2 separate regions of the Homo sapiens genome follow, and region 2 is linked to region 1. Evidence: read pairs that join two places in POLR2A ChIA-PET (ENCODE). Cell type or tissue: MCF 10A. All regions are shown on one strand. Links, peaks and the distances in the headings refer to the core of each region. The heading gives the core; the rest is flanking DNA. Region 1 holds the start of LOC124900414 (a long non-coding RNA gene). Region 2 has its middle 5.7 kb from the start of LINC00862.

The links. Peaks named below come from ENCODE experiments on the same cell type or tissue, not always from the same donor. Only the 100,000 strongest peaks of a DNase experiment are listed, where the experiment ranks them.
Region 2: POLR2A ChIA-PET joins it to region 1 with 24 read pairs; 12 of 35 experiments call an interaction of 5 or more read pairs at or near these places.

The regions. Positions count from the first base shown.
Region 1 is chr1:200,480,653-200,486,036 of GRCh38, reverse strand. It overlaps LOC124900414 (a long non-coding RNA gene), which reads left to right and starts at 2,531. Exons shown (of 3, transcript XR_007066784.1): 1 at 2,531-2,935. It overlaps LOC124904480 (a long non-coding RNA gene), which reads right to left. Exons shown (of 2, transcript XR_007066783.1): 2 at 3,991-5,384. In MCF 10A, for the core only: no CTCF peak of the experiment used is centred there; a DNase peak (open chromatin) is centred at 2,386.
Region 2 is chr1:200,376,814-200,382,197 of GRCh38, reverse strand. No RefSeq gene overlaps it. Among named protein-coding and RNA genes, the nearest start is that of LINC00862, 5.7 kb to the right of the region's middle. RefSeq lists an enhancer at 1,377-1,426. In MCF 10A, for the core only: no CTCF peak of the experiment used is centred there; DNase peaks (open chromatin) are centred at 747 and 2,667.

The DNA of each region.
Region 1 (5,384 bases), core at 143-5,142:
CTGCTGTTGAAATACATATTTTATTTTTAACAGCTTTAGTAAGATATAACGCACTTACCATATAATCTGTCCACTTAAAAATGTACAGTTTGATGGTATTTGGTGTATTTTAGTTGTACAACCATCACTCCAATCAATTTTAGAACATTTTTATCACCCCAAATGAACTGTACCCATTAGTAATCACTCCCCATTCTTCTCTACCCTCAGCCTCTGGCCATCACTAATTTCCTTTCTGTCTCTATAGATTTACCTATTCTGGACATTTTATAGAAGTAGAATTATAGAATTTGTCAACTTCTTTTTTTTTTTTTTTTTTGAGGCAAGGTCTTTCTTGGCCACCCCGACTGGAGTGCAGTGGTACAATCATAGTGCACTGCAACCTGGAACTCCAGGGCTCAAGTGAACCTCTCACCTCCACCTCCCAAGTTGCTGGGACTGCAGGTGCACACCATACGCTCAGCAATATGTCAACTTTTATGACTGACTTCTTTCACTTAGCATAATTTTTTTTTGTTTTTTAGATGGAGTCTCACACTGTTGCCCGGGCTGGAGTGCAGTGGTGCGATCTCAGCTCACTGCAACCTCCCACTCCTGGGTTCGAGTGATTCTCCTGCCTCAGCCTCCCGAGTAGCTGGGATTACAGGTTCCCACCACCACATTCAGCTAATTTTTTGTATTTTTAATAGAGACAGGGTTTCACTATGTTGGCCAGTCTGGTCTTGAATTCCTGACCTGGTGATCTACCTGCTTTGGCCTCCCAAAGTGCTGGGATTACAGGCGTGAGCCACTGTGCCTGGCCCACTTAGCATAATTTTTATAAGTTTCATCCAAGTTGTAGCATGTATCAGTACTTCGTTGCTTTTTATCAATGAATAATATTCCAGTGTGTGGATATACCACATTTTGTTTATCCAGTTATCAGTTGATGAGCATTTGAATTGTTTTCACTTTTTGAATATTATGAATAATGCTGCTATGCACATTGGTGTATACATTTCTGTGTGGATATATGTTTTTATTTAGCTTGGGTATATATCAAGGAGTAGAGTTGCTGGACCATATGATACCTCCATGTTTCACCTTTTCTTTTCTTTATTTTTGTTTGAGACAGAGCCTTGCTTTGTCACCCAGGTTGGAGTGCAGTATGTAATCATAGCTCACTGCAACCTCAAACTCCCTCCCTAATTCCAGCACTTTGGGAGGTGGAGGTGGGCAGATTGCTTCAGCCCAGGACTTGGAGACCTACCCTGGGCAACATAGACAGACCACGTTTCTAAAAAAACAAACAAACAAAAAAAAGAGGCTGGGTGCCCTGGGAGGCAGAGGTGGATGGATCACTTGAGGTTAGGACTTTGAGACCAGCTTGGCCAATACGGTGAAACCCTGTCTCTATTAAAAATACAAAATTAGCCGGGCGTGTTGGCACGTGCCTGTAGTCCCAACTATTCTGGAGTCTGAGGCAGGAGAATCGCTTGAACCTGGGAGGCAGAGGTTGCAGTGAGCCGAGATCATGCCACTGCACTCCAGCCTGGATGACAGAGGGAGACTCCATCTCAAAAAAACAAAAACAAAAACAAAAACAAAATATCTACAAACAATCAGTGGAGTATACCTATTGGGTTGCTATATTTTTTATTTTATGTTTTCAATTGTTTTTGGGGAGCAGGTGATTTTTTTGTTGTGTGGGTATGTTCTTTAGCGATGATTTCTGATGTTTTAGTGCACCTGTTCCCCGAGCAGGCATACGTTGTACCCACTGCACCCAAACTCATAGCTCACTGCAACTCCCAACTCCCAAGCAATCCCTTGCCTCAGCCTTCCAAAGTGCTGGGATCGTAGGCGTAAGCCACCATGCCTGGCTCCATGTTTTACCTTTTGAAGAACTGCCAGACTGTTTTCCAAAGCAGTGAAGCACACATTTTTGCAGTAAAGCAAGAAATTTTATAAATGATATGCCCTTTCCACAAGTTCCACTTTTTATCCAGACCTTCTCCTAAGGGCTGATCTCTGCAGCCTGGAGCCTCCAGGTGGGCAGCCTGCCTACAGTGCTAAGGGCAGGTTGATGGAAGAGAGTGGGAGGGACAGCAGGGGGAGGAGAAGAGAAAGAGCAAGGCAGAGAGAAAGAAGAAATGGGTGACTAAGGCAGGAGTAATAAAACGTTGAGCTACTGGGGGCAGTCCACTCCTAAGCCCTAAATTTTAAAATATATTTGTAGTATAAGTTTTCTGAGCAATTCTTTCAAGCGCTTAAAAGGAGGGGTTGGGGGATTTGAGCTCCATGTAGAATGCTGAACACTGTCATCAGCTGTGGCTGGTTCACAGGATTACTCATGTCCTGCGGTGAAGGGCAGATAGGAAAATGACTCACTTCACATACAGCAGTGCCCCTCCACCCTGACGCACATAAGAATCACCTGGGAGCTTTTAAATACTACCGATGCCAGGACCTCATGCCAGAGATTCTGATGGACTTGGAATGGGGTGGAGCCTGAAGGCTGGCCTATTCTAAAGGCTCTTCAGGGATTTTTAATATGCAGCTAGGATTGAAAATCACTTACGTAGACATACAGTTTTTATGTTTTAACAAATACTTTTAAGGCAAACAAACTACTGGGATGATCTTTGGATGCACCACAGAACTTTTTCAGAAGCATTTGGGCGTCCCAATGATTTCTACTTCTAAAGAGTGCTAGTGAATGAGGGATTTTGATTGAGGGCTTACTTTGCTGCCTTAGTGTTCTCTCCTAACCAGAAGCCTTTCTGTTTTGGAATCATGGAGCACATCTTTTGTGGGCTGCGAAAAGCTCTAGGTGGAAGGGAAGAGCATCAGGTGGTGAAGCTGAACCAGGAGAGTCTAAAAACCACGTGGCCTCTCAGGCACCCTTGAGTCTAGAGGGAGTTCCCTGATCTTACATTTGAGAGTGATTCTAGGGGTAAGTACTTTTTTTTTTATAACTTTTTTTATTGCAAAGATAGTTTTTGATTATTATAGAGCAGAACTGGTTGATGGGCTTGAAATTTTATATTTTTCTCTAATTAAAATATCTACAAACAGAGGCTGGGCGCGGTGGCTCATGGCTGTAATCCCAGCACTTTGGAGGCTGAGGTGGGCGGATCGCTTGAGCCTAGGAGTTTGAGACCAACCTGGGCAACATAGCGAGACCACGTCTCTTAAAAAAATTTTTTTTAGCTGGGTGTGGTGGCAGGTGCCTGTAATCCTAGCTGCTCGGGAAGCTGAGGCTGGATAATTGCTTGAACCCAGGAGGCGGAGGCTGCCGTTAGCTGAGATCGCGCCATTGCACTTCAGCCTGGGCAACAAGATCGAAACTCCAACTCAAAAAAAAAAAAAAAAAAAAAAAAAAAAAAAAAAAAAAAGGCCGTGCGCGGTGGCTCGTGCCTGTAATCCCAGCACTTTTGGGAGGCCGAGGTGGGCGGATCACCTGAGGTCGGGAGTTCGACACCAGCCTGACCAACATGGAGAAACCCCATCTCTACTAATACAAAATTAGCCAGACGTAGTGGCACATGCCTGTAATCCCAGCTACTCGGGAGGCTGAGGCAGGAGAATCGCTTGAACCTGGGAGGCGAAGGTTGTGGTGAGCTGAGATCGTGCCCCTGCATTCCAATCTGGGCGACAAGAGTGAAACTCCATCTCAAAAAAAAAAAAAAAAAAGAAAGAAAGAAAGAAAATATCTACAATCAGTGGAGCATTCCTATTCGGTTGCTTAATTTTTTTTTTTAATTTTCAATAGTTTTTGGGGAACAGGTGATTTTTTTGTTCCATGGATCAGTTCTTTAGTGGTGATTTCTGAGATTTTGCTGCACCTGTCACCTGAGCAGTATATGCTGTACCCAGTGTGTTGTTTTTTATTCCTCACCTCCCTCACCCCTTTCCCCCTGAATCCCCAAAGCCCATTATCTCATTCTTACGCCTTTTTATACTCATAACTTAGCTCCTACTTATAAGTGAGGGGGTCGGTACTCTTCATTCAGCCATACATTCAGGAAGACATGTTTATTGGGTTCCTTCTGAGTGCCTGTTCATCATCTGGAGCAGTATCATGGAGTTAGAAGACAAGTCCTCTGACTCTGTGCCTTCCAGTCTCCACACACCTCAGTGACCTTCACACCACCACCCTCGTCCAAGTCACTGTCTTCTCCAGCCTAAATGTCTGCAGTTGCGTCCTACTAACTGGCCTACTCGCTTCTGCTTTTAGTCCCCTATAGCCTATTCTCATAGCTAGAGGGATAAAAAAAAAAATCAGATGCCCTTATTCTCTTGCTCAAAGCTTTCAAATGGCTTCTTATCACATTTAGAATATAATTCAGCTCCTCAAATGTTACAAGACCGCACCCCTACCCACCTCTTTATTCTCATCTCCTCTACCTTCATCTTCCCAGCCCTGTTGGCCTTGCTCATTTCTTCCTGAGGGCCTTTGCACTTCCTGTTCCCTCTGCTTGTTTTCCCCCTCGATATCAGTTGGTGCTTACAAGTCTCTCTAAACCAAGCACCCTGTATTAGAATCCATGTGTCTCTCACAGCAGCCACTAAGATCATTTGCAATTAGGAGGTACTCAATAAGACACTTGATGATGTGAATGGATACAAATATAAAGAAAATAACATATAAAGAAAATGACATCTTGGAAAAATCCTTGCCCAAAATTCTCTGGAACAGGTAACTCAAAAGAGCCAAATCAGCATATCAAGTCTGATGTGGTTCTCTTGCTGCTCAGAGAGCTGCAAAGATTTTACGCTTGTGCAAGCAGATCCTCTGGAAGAAGTAATTTTCTCTTTGGGAGAGTAGCAGTACACAGGCTCAGCAGTAAATTCACAGTATTTTACAAGATAGAAAGCGAAAATCATATTAAAAGCAGTAATCATACACTAGCGGCACCAATCTCTCGTACGTTAATGGTATGGTGCCATAATTTGACCATAATTTCTCTCTTTCTGTGTCTCTGGCTCTCTCGACTATGAAAATGCTTAGTGGCAGTTCTGCACAGCACGAAGCAAAACAGTGGTAGTAGAGAAAGATACATTTTGATATAGCACAGTCTCTGCTTCCTGTATTTCTTTTACCATTTAAGTAATGGTAGGCTTTGCATTTGTATAAATCATGCAGACAATAGTGTGGGACTATGAAGACGTGGTCCATGATGGCTTGAGTCTGTGGATCACAAACCTCAGATGAAGGTGGAGAGTGTTAGGGAAGGTAGGCACAGTTTCAATCAATTTTCTTCCATTGTTGCTTGTAATAGGTTTTCTGAAATGCTTTCACCTTATGAGCATTCATTCTGCTTATTCTTTTGGAGTTGTTCTGCATTACTCAAAAATCATCTCTGATTGTCTTCCACATGTTTTTCCTTTTTAGAGAAAAA
Region 2 (5,384 bases), core at 95-5,094, 100 kb after region 1:
GAATCGCTTGAACCCGGGAGGCGGAGGTTGCAGTGAGTCGAGCGAGCCACTGCATTCCAGGCTGGGCGACAGAGTGAGACTCTGTCTCAAAAAAAAAAAAAAAAAAAAAAAAAAAAATCTTGGCCATATTTTAATGTAGGATCCATACATAAATTTTAACGCCCAATTTTAAATTATAGTCAGTAGCAAACATGTTATTTTTGGGAAGTCTCTTTTCTGACTTGTTAAAGCAAGTATGCATGGGCCTATAATTCTACAACACAAATTGCGTTTTTGTTTTGATGAGCTCTGTTCCTTTATTCATACATTCATTCATTCAACAAATATTTATTCAGAACTTACTAGGTCCTGGGGATACTACAGTGAACAATAAACAGCAATCTATGCTCTCATGTGATAGCCTCTGGTTATACCGCTTGATTCCTTTTCTTTTTCTTTCTGACTCATATACTGCTACTTTCTGACTTATATACTACTTTCTTACTTTCTGACTTATATACTGCTAATATCACTGCTTAACACCAATTTGCGAAGATAACATTTATGTGACGTAAATAGATCTATTTTATGTTCTGCTGTTCTTAACACTTAAACATTATTATTGCGAGTGATTTTTGTATTCTTTTGGATGTGGGTAATTTAACTTTTATTAAGGTAATTTTAGTATGTTAGATGCTCAACTCATTTGGCCATTAGAGTGCTCTTCTTTATTTAGGAGCGTGTAACTACTTGTCTCTGACTGATTGTGCAGTCATGACATAGCTGGAGTCAGGATCCAACTTTAAACATTGTGAGATAAATCATTTCCACAGTCTTGCTTAAGTGGCCATTTTAGTGTAGAGAAGCACATTTTCCGTTGAAAGCCAATGTGAATGTCTCCTTGACCCCGGGTCTCAACAATTTTTGAGCAACATAGGTATGATGGTTTAGAAAAAGCTTGATAGATTAAAAAAAAAGATTCTGTAAAATTAAAAATTTTTCCTTTGAAGAATTATTGATAAAAGCATGCATTTGAAACAATATAATTCATATATATCAGTAATAAAATGGGGTCTATTTGAGTTTACTAAGCATTAGCTTAGCAATAGCTACATTTCTCTAGACAGATTTCTGAGTTGCTATGAATATTTGATCTCAAGACAATGAAACCTGTAGAAATTAGTAGTTCCTTTTTCCTTTTCAATGCTCTGTATACCAAACAAAAACTGTCACCTTTCATGCATAAACATTAATGACCAGTATCTGTGAGCGCAAAGCCTGTATATTCAAGGTTAAAACTCATTCCCTGCACTATTTGGGGAGATGATTAACTCTTCTTGGTAGCAGACCAGAAGCAAGTGGGGCAGCCCCCACCTCTTCATCTTTCTGTGGAGATCTGTAGGGTTGTCTACAAAACAGCTGCTCCCCACATGTACTGGGTGTGAAAAAATCCATTTTTGAGAAACAAACATCAAAACAAAGGCCTCATAGCTGTGTATTTTTCTACCTTTGGGTCCAGGATCCAAAGTCCATATTGAAATGGCTTACTTGCCTTCCAGAGCACAAGGGTGGCTGCAGGAAGTAGACCCAGAGGTTTTCACAAACCAGGTCTTCCCTGGAAATAGTAGTAGAGGCTCGGGACCCAGATCCCCATGGAACCACCTGGCTGGTTTCTTTAGGGGAGGGCCTGAGCCAGGAGTTTTTCAGGGGCAGAGCCATGTGCCTTTCTGATCCGACTATATTCTGGGCTTAGGTGAATCTATGTTGACTTTGGAGTGGTCAGAGGGGTTGAAGCAAAACTGGCATGGATATTCTGCTGGTTGTCAAATGTTGGGCAAGTGTCCTGCTCATAATTTTTAAAGGACAAATATTTGAAATGAGCTAGCTATTTTAGATAATTTAAAAATTATTTATGTGCTGGTTTATTGTATAGAAAGGAATATGAAATATTGTACATAACTTAAAAAAAGATTAAAACAAGCCTGGCACAATGGCTGGCACCTGTAGTCCTAGCTACTGAGGAGGCTGAGGTGAGAGAATTGCTTGAGCCCAGGTGTTCGAGACTGCAATGAACTATAATTGCACCACTGCACTCCAGCCAGGGCAACAGAGTGAGACCCTTTCTCTCTCTACATATAAAACAGTAGATCAACATTACAAAATGTTAAAAAGAGAAAAAACACCCATAATACTGCTATTCCATTTTTCCTCTGTGCAAATATATTTGAACATGGTTATATTCATAATGCACATATATCATCTGTATTCTGCTTTTCAATTTAATATCATCCTCTATTTTCTGTATATTGTGACAGTCTTCATAATTTATTTTTAATGATAATATAGTATTTCATTAGAAACATGTACTATAGCTAACATTTTTCTGATTATTGGGCATTTAGGTTGATTCATATTTTGTAGTGAACATCTTTTCTTTTGGATCATTTCTTAGGATCAGTTTCCAGCAATAAGATTACTGTGTCAAAGGAAGTAGACATTTTTATGACTGATACATGCTTTGCAAAAGGTTTGGCCTTTTTCTTTGCACAACTTTAAAGGTGAATCATCAGCCATGAGCCAGTGCTTACATTTTTGGACAGTTAATTATTATTCCCATATTAGGCAGAGAGAGAAAAGCTCTGTGCACATCTGATTTTCTTCTTATTGCTTTCATTATATAGAGCTGACGTGTTGAGAAAAATGTCCTGGCTGTGAGACATTCCAGACAACAGAGCCATCACTTTGGAAAAGTTTGGACCAATCCCAATTTTGCAATCAGCTCCCAGAGTTTTTCATATTTCTTTTGGCAAAGATATCTGTCGCTGTGGTCAAATGCAGCTGAATGGTTAAAGTCACAGCGTGAGCTGATCAAGGTGCCTATTTTAGTATTAGGTTGGCAGTCTGTGGCCAGGTGTCTGGGTATTTTGAGAGAAGTAATTTTGTAAAGTAATTTGCAATTCTTAACTGTGAACAGTGCCAGAAGAGTTATATGCAGGTTTTCTGTGGAGATTCTCTCTCTCTTCCAGACCAATTGGAGGATAATCATTGGTTTCCGAAGAAAACACACTGGGCCGGGTGCAGTGGCTCATGCCTGTAATCCCAGCACTTTTGGGAGGCTGAGGCAGGCGGATCACCTGAGGTCGGGAGTTCAAGACCAGCCTGGGTAACATGGTGAAACCCTGTCTCTACTAAAATTACAAAAATTAGCCAGGTGTTGTGGCATCCACCTGTAATCCCAGCCACTCAGGAGGCTAAGGCAGGAGAATCGCTTGAACCCAGGAGGCGGAGCTTGCAGTGAGCTGAGACATGCCATTGCACTCCAGCCTGGGTGACAGAGCAAGACTCCATCTCAAAAAAAAAAAAAAAAAAAAAAAAAAAAAAAAAAAAAAAAAAAGAAAACACTGATTGCAGGGAAATTAGGACACCTTGGTCCTTGCTGAATGTGTCACAGTGTCTGTGCTTTGCAGCAAATTGCTTGACTTGAGTTTTTTCCTTCTAAGAAGCAAAGATATTGGAAACAGGAGTGCCAAAATCCCTAAAATTTTTTAGGTTCTTTGTCCGTTGGATGATTCTAATTGCATGCCCATTTTTGTAGCCAAGGATGTAATTTCCCTATTCATTGGGGCTTCTGTCAGGCAACAATGGAAAAGAATAGGATGTGAAGCACAAACCTATCTTTATAGTTTGTCATTTCTACCAGAAGATATCATGGCATATATAATTAAAACCAATGGCAAAAAATTATTTTGACTACCTGTGGCTTGAATGTACTTACTCTATCCCTGCTCCTCATGAATATGTTAAACATAGAAAAAAAAATAGCATTCACTCTTGCCCAGCAGGTTAAAAGGAAGTCAATCTATTCTGTGGAACTGGTCTTGAATTTACCGACCATTACTTTATTTGCTGACTGTAAAAATTCTAGCTTAAAAAATAGCACTCTCAGCAACATCATTTTCAAACATGAAGGCCAACAGTATTTTATTTAGCATAGCATTTTGAAAATCTAATGGCAATTTGGTAAGAAAAACTTAGGCCAGTTAGGGGAGGAGTAAAAATGAAAGTGGAAATAACATTCATTTTCTTTTTGTATTTTGTATTTTTATTTTTTTGAGGCAGTCTCATTCTGTTGCCCAAGCTGGAGTGCAGTGGCGCGATCTTGGCTCATGCAACCTCTGACTCCTGGGTTCAAATGATTCTCCTGCCTCAGCCTCCTGAGTAGCTGGGATTACAGGCGTATGCCACCATGCCCAGCTAAATTTTGTGTTTTTAGTAGAGATGGGGTTTCACCATATTGGCCAGGCTGGACTCAAACTCCTGACCTGAAGTGATCCACCTGCCTCAGCTTCCCAAAGTGCTGGGATTACCGGCTTGAGGCACTGCACCTGGCCATTTTCTATAAACTCTCTGAAATTAATTTTCATTTAGTCTGTTATAAAAGTAGTTATTCTCATTTTTCCCTATGAAGGCATAGAATCAGTAAAGAGATTTATAATGAAGCTATGTGGTCACTTCAATGCATATCTTTGTAGCTGCCTGTAGAAGAGTTTTCTATTGACTGTGGAAACCCCTTCATAAGAAACAGGGTGAGGGTCACTCTAGCTGAGCTTGAGTAGTTTACTTAACCTGTCTGTTTCCAAACTGGTAAAATGGATTGTGGTGAAGATTAGAGCTGATACAGTTTAAGCACCCAGCTGCCCTCTTGCAAGTGAGGATACTATACTTAGAGAGGAACCCAGTCCCAACCTCTCCCCAGGGAATAGCAGCAGGAGAGTGCTGGGTTGTAGACCAGTGTTGAGACTTGTAAATAGTCTTTGGCACCATAGGGCCATGTGTATTCACTCATCAAATTCAGCCGTGTGTGTGTGTGTGTGTGTGTGTGTGTGTGTGTGTGTGTGCGTGTTTGTGACCCTACTCTGAGCCAGGTACTGTTTCAGGTATTAGGGATACTGCTGTGAATAAAACAGAGATGCTGCCCCTGCTGATGGAGACAAGTAATAAGTAAAGAAACATAGATGGAGATCTGTGCTATAAAGAAAGAGCAGAGAGCAGGCATGTTGGCTCATGCCTATAATCCTAGCACTTTGGGAGCCCAAAGTGAGAGGATCACTTGAGCCTAGGAGTTCAAGACCAGCCTGGGCAACATGGTGAGACTACTTCTCTACTTAAAAACAACAACAACAAACAGAGTATGGAGATAGAGAGTGATCAAGTGGGAGGGAATTGTTTTGGATAGGACTTTCAGATCAAGTAAGGTCAGATCAGCCTCTCATCAGAAGACACTTGTAGCAGAGTGCTTACTAAGGAAGTGAAGGAGCTCTGAGTTTGTCATATGAATATTGGGAAAAAGAATGTTCCAGGCAGTGAAAACAGCATGAGCAAAGGCCCTGAGGCAATAGCATACT